2 separate regions of the Homo sapiens genome follow, and region 2 is linked to region 1. The links are chromatin loops, found by intact Hi-C in ENCODE. Cell type or tissue: PC-9. All regions are shown on one strand.

Region 1 (2,500 bases):
AAGCAATCCTCCCACCTCAGCCTCTTGAGCAGCTGGGGCCACAATGCCATGCCACCATGCCCAGCTAATTTTTGTATTTTTTGTAGAGACAGAATTTTGCCATGTTGCCCAGGCTGGTCTTGAACTCCTGGAATCAAGCAATCCGCCCACCTCAGCCTCCCAAAGTGCTGGAATTACAGGTGTGAGCCATCATACTTGGCCTATAATTCATTTTAAAGTTAAAAAAGAAAAAGACTGTTTAAGTAAACACTCTGTGATGTGTGTGAAATCAGAACTTAAATATGGCCATTGACAAGAATGGCCAAAACAGCTGTTTTCTTTCTCAAGCATGCAAGCTCATAAATAAAGCAAAGCTAGGGCCAGTCCCACTTCTTGATAAGATTCCTCTGTTGGCAGAGGTCCTAGAACCACAAAGGGATCCTCCACACCTGCTCCATTCGCCTCACCCACTCATGTTTGCCATTGGGGCATGGTGCTTCCTCTCAGTCACGCAGAGATGAGCCACAAAGGGAGCTGCAAAGCAGCTCAGCGCCCTTAACTCCTCTTTGGAGTTTTATTTTCAAACGACTTCACTGAGTTGAAAAATGAGAGACTGACTATTACTGGGACCCCAGCTGAGCAAACAGACTCCCAATTTATTCTATGTCTGAATTCTCCTATTCTTCCAGTCCTTGGTAAAAATGACATGCCATGAAGCTGCCAACAACAACAATAAAAGATTAAATACCAAACTGCAATGGCTTTAGAGAATGAACAGAATCCACTGTCATCTTTCAAACTCTTGGTCCGTAAATATTAGTCAATGGGATATAGGAAATAGAGGCTGGGCACGGTGGCTCATGCCTGTAATCCCAGCACTTTGAGAGGCCGAGGCAGGATGATTGCTTGAGGCCAGGAGTTTGAGACCAGCCTGGGCAACATACTGAGACCCCCCCATTGCTACAAAACATTTTAAAAAATTAGCCTGGCATGGTGGTGCATTATCTGTAGTCCCAAATACTTGGGAGGCTGAATGGAGAGGACTGCTTGAGCTCAGGAGGTGGAGGCTGCAGTGAGCCATGATCGCGCCGCTGCAGTGAGCCATGATCGCGCCACTGCACTGCAGCCTGGGCAACAGAGTGAGATGCTGCCTTAAAAAAAAAGAAAAAAAAAAAGAGAGAGAGAGACAGAAAAGAAAAAGAAATAGAGTTCTTCCAGAAACAAACCACCAAACAGATAATCTGTATTTAATTTCACTCCAGGCAGGAGGCAGATAATTCATTTTTAATGGGGTAATATGAATTCATCAACATGGACAGATTCATACACAGAATTACAAACACAACTTGCACACATCCTGTAGATATAAACAGTCCTTTGCATACTATGTCCGGGGTTGGTGCCACGTTGCCCCTAGGTGTCCATCAACCTGCTCAGGGGCCGGCAACGCCCCCTGGTGGCTGCCACAAGAACAGTTTAATTCTAATTTCACTTCATTACCTTCACACTCGCCCTAAAAAGATTTATGCACATGCCAAGTTCCCTTTTTTCCGTTCCCATTGGCAAGGAACTTCATCCCATACATGCTCTTTTATATGTGCATTACAAAAGTAACAACACTCCAGAAGTATTAGAAAACAAATTCAGCTGTAATTTCTATCATCGTATCCTAACAACAATTATTTACACAATACTCTGTGCTTCACGCTCCTGTTTGAGAGGATGTTTGACCCATCAGGCTTCCCTGGCACATGAACAAAACTCAGACACAGCCTCAGCTAGGGGGCAAAGCAGTGTCAACACGCAGGCACCCTGGGCAGTATCATTCCCCGAAGCCCCTCATACTTAATGCAGTCAAGAGAGAACCCTAGATTCCACTCCACCTAGATTCCATTCCACAACCCTAAAACTACTCAAGTTTCCCCCAGTGCAGCAAATGGTGTCACCATTCATCTGGATGCTCAAGGCAAAAACTAGGACTTGGCCTTGATGGTTCTTTTTTTCTGGTTCCCCAGACCCACACCACCAGCAAGTCCTGTCAACTCTACTTCGGAATAGCCCATATGTCCACTACTCTCTCCATCTCGCCCGCCACTCCCTGTTTCTTCACCCAGATCTCACCTGCGCCTCCTAACCAGTCTTTCCATTTCCACTTTGCTGCTGTGTCACTGTCCATTCCCAAGAGGGCGGCTACGGTGAGCTTTGAGAAATCACCTTTTTTTTTTCTTCTCCCCGAGACAGAGTCTTGCTCTGTCGTGCAGGCTAGAGTGCAGTGGCGCAATCTCAGCTCACTGCAACCTCTGCCTCCTGGGTTCAAGCAATTCTCCCGCCTCAGCCTCCTGAGTAGCTGGGATTACAGGCACGCACCAGCACACCCGGCTAATTTTTGTATTTTTAGTAGAGACGGGGTTTCACCATGTTGGCCAGGCTGGTCTCGAATTCCTGACGTTGTGATCTGCCCGCCTCAGCCTCCCAAAGTGCTGGGATTACATACATGAGTCAGGAGGTCAGGAATTTGAGA
Region 2 (2,500 bases), 780 kb before region 1:
AATGCAAACTCATCCAAAGTGACGGAAAGCAGGTCACTGGTTGTCTGAGTGGGATGGGCCAGAGGAGAGAGGAGTCAGGATTACGAAGGGGGCACAACAAGGAAACTTGGTGGGGAGGATATGAATATCCTTTTTTTTTTTTTGCTTTTTTAGAGACAGGGTCATGCTCTGTCACCCAGCTCATAGCTCACTGCATCCTCAAACTCCAGGGCCCACGGGATCTTCCTGCCAAGCAACTGGGACTACAGGCTCAGCCCACCATGCCTGGCTGTTTTTTTTCTTTTGGTGGAGATGAGGTCTCACTATGTTGCCTGGGGCTGGTCTTGAACTCCTGGTCTCAAGGAAATCCTCCCACTTATGACTCCCAAAGCACTGGGATTACAGGCGTGAGCCACCTTGCCCAGCCATGTTCATTATCTTGATTGTGTCAGTTGCCTCTTTGGTGTAAAATAGGTCGAAATTTACTATGTTGTACACTTTAAAAATCTATTAATAGGTTAAATAACATGAAATAATTGTTTTTTAATTCCTAATATTTGCCTAGGGAATACAACCAACCTCTTCATCACATGAAGACATTTTTTTCATGCTTTTCCATGTTCCTGAAATGCCCTCCCCTAGGAGCTTCCTCCAATTTATCTACTCTTTCACATTCAAGAAGGTAATGGAGTTCCATCTTCCTCCATTAACTCCCCCATACTGAAATCTGCTATATCTTTCATTCATTTGAATCTTATTGTTACAGTACATACGATGGAAATCTATAATATTTTTATTGCTATAGTTATCATTTCAGTTGTTATGTTTTCTGCTTATTTTTGTATCAGAGTTGAATCAAGATGTTTAAGTCTCTGGAGAGTTAAGTATTTTGTAGGAGGAAGAATATCAAGGTTGTGGAAAAAAAAAAAAAAAAACCTTGTTGTGGCTGAGAAACTGGGCTGGAGTCAGGAGGCTGGTGATGGCCCCAGTTCTACCACTAACTAGCCATGTGCCTACGATGCTTCATTTCACCTCTTGAGATCTAAATTTCCCCGTACGTCAAAGCAAAGGTGAGGTCAATGTCATCTATGAAATGTTCTTGACTTTCAAATTATTTGAGTAGTGGCCGCTAGATGGAACCCGTGAACCCATATCCATACATGAGCATTTCAAGGAGAGGTGGTGCTGAAGCAGGAAGCCAAAAAGCCAGGGTGACAGATTATCCTGTGCTTCGTGCAACAAGGATAGTCTGTAGGAACAACAACAAGAGAAGTTGTCTCTCTCAGACAATGGTGTCCTAGCCTAGACATGTGGGCTAGGAAATTAGTGATCAGAGGAAATCAGACCAAAGCCAAAGTCAGAGACATTTTCTGTTCTCCTCTTCACTAAACCCCAAGGCTCTTTAGCATGAAGTATGCAGACCCTGTGTGATTTTCTGTGTTATCTAAAGTAAAACTTATTAGAGTTCCACGTATTTTTAACCAAATATGTTTAATGAACGTTGTTCTGAGAGAAAGGGGATTCCAGTCGCTTCTGTCAGAGGCATTCAAGGATATGGAGAGAAATAGCTTTTTAGAATTTGAAAATAAAATTTCTATGAAATTGGTCAAAATGGATGAGAAGGAAAAAACCTCTCAAGCGGTAAGTAGGTAGAAAAACGATCGCTTTGTGCCATTTTTATATGTTAACAAATTATGTTAACATTTATTGAACACATCAAACCCTGCAGTATAACTGATTCTTCAATAAGTGTATACAAGTCACACATAGAATGAGTGGCATGCTGGGTGCTCCCTGAATAATCCTTTTCTTTTACCAGTTAAGTTTCCTGCTGAATATTTCGAAACTCTTTGCAAACTGACTTCAGCACCTCTGTGGGATATTCCCTTCCACTGCCAACCCTTAGTTGTCAGAAACTCTGTCTTTGGGAAGCATGCTACATTTTCTAGAACAAATCTAGATACTTTAGAAATGATGGATGATGATGATGATGATGAATGATGACAACACTCTGATGCAATTCATATATCACAACATTATCCAGATCCAACAAACACTGAGAAAATGGTGTTTTGCAGCAATTTTAATTCCTTTATTTCTCAAACATCTTTGTCAATAGTCATTTTTAATGTTATGTTATAGATGATGGAACAATCTTAGAGATGTTAAGTAACTGGTACTAATAATACAGATGGCAAAGACAGAATTCAAAATCTGGAGCTCTTGATTTATTTTACTTTATTTTATTTTTTAGAGACAGATCTCGCTTTGTCGCCTGTCAACGGCTAGAGTGCAGTAGCGTGATCATAGCTTACTGCAGCCTCGAACTCCTGAGCTCAAGCAACCCTCCCTCCTCAGCCTTCCCAGGTCTCCTGATTTCAAGTACAGTTCTTGCCAACACACAGTGGTAAAGGGTATGATTACCTAAGCCTTAGCACAGAAGGTAGCACCCCTTACTGGTGAGCTATCATGAAACTATGCGACAATTTTCTCCATCTTTTTTAGAGTTGTTTTCCTTGTC

What was found. Peaks named below come from ENCODE experiments on the same cell type or tissue, not always from the same donor. Only the 100,000 strongest peaks of a DNase experiment are listed, where the experiment ranks them.
Region 2: a loop joins it to region 1, with 4 times the contacts of the local background. A loop is called at or near these places in 11 of 110 quality-filtered maps.

The regions. Positions count from the first base shown.
Region 1 is chr12:12,333,146-12,335,645 of GRCh38, forward strand. The region is part of intron 3 of MANSC1 (MANSC domain containing 1); the gene reads right to left. Among named protein-coding and RNA genes, the nearest start is that of MANSC1, 16 kb to the right of the region's middle. In PC-9, CTCF peaks have their summits at 1,441 (motif pointing left) and 1,643; no DNase peak of the experiment used is centred here.
Region 2 is chr12:11,553,022-11,555,521 of GRCh38, forward strand. It overlaps LINC01252 (long intergenic non-protein coding RNA 1252), which reads left to right. Exons shown (of 8, transcript NR_033890.1): 4 at 545-661; 5 at 828-1,049; 6 at 2,234-2,500. All of the region lies in intron 2 of LOC124902877 (a long non-coding RNA gene), which reads right to left. Among named protein-coding and RNA genes, the nearest start is that of LINC01252, 6.2 kb to the left of the region's middle. In PC-9, a CTCF peak has its summit at 1,077 (motif pointing right); a DNase peak (open chromatin) is centred at 1,150.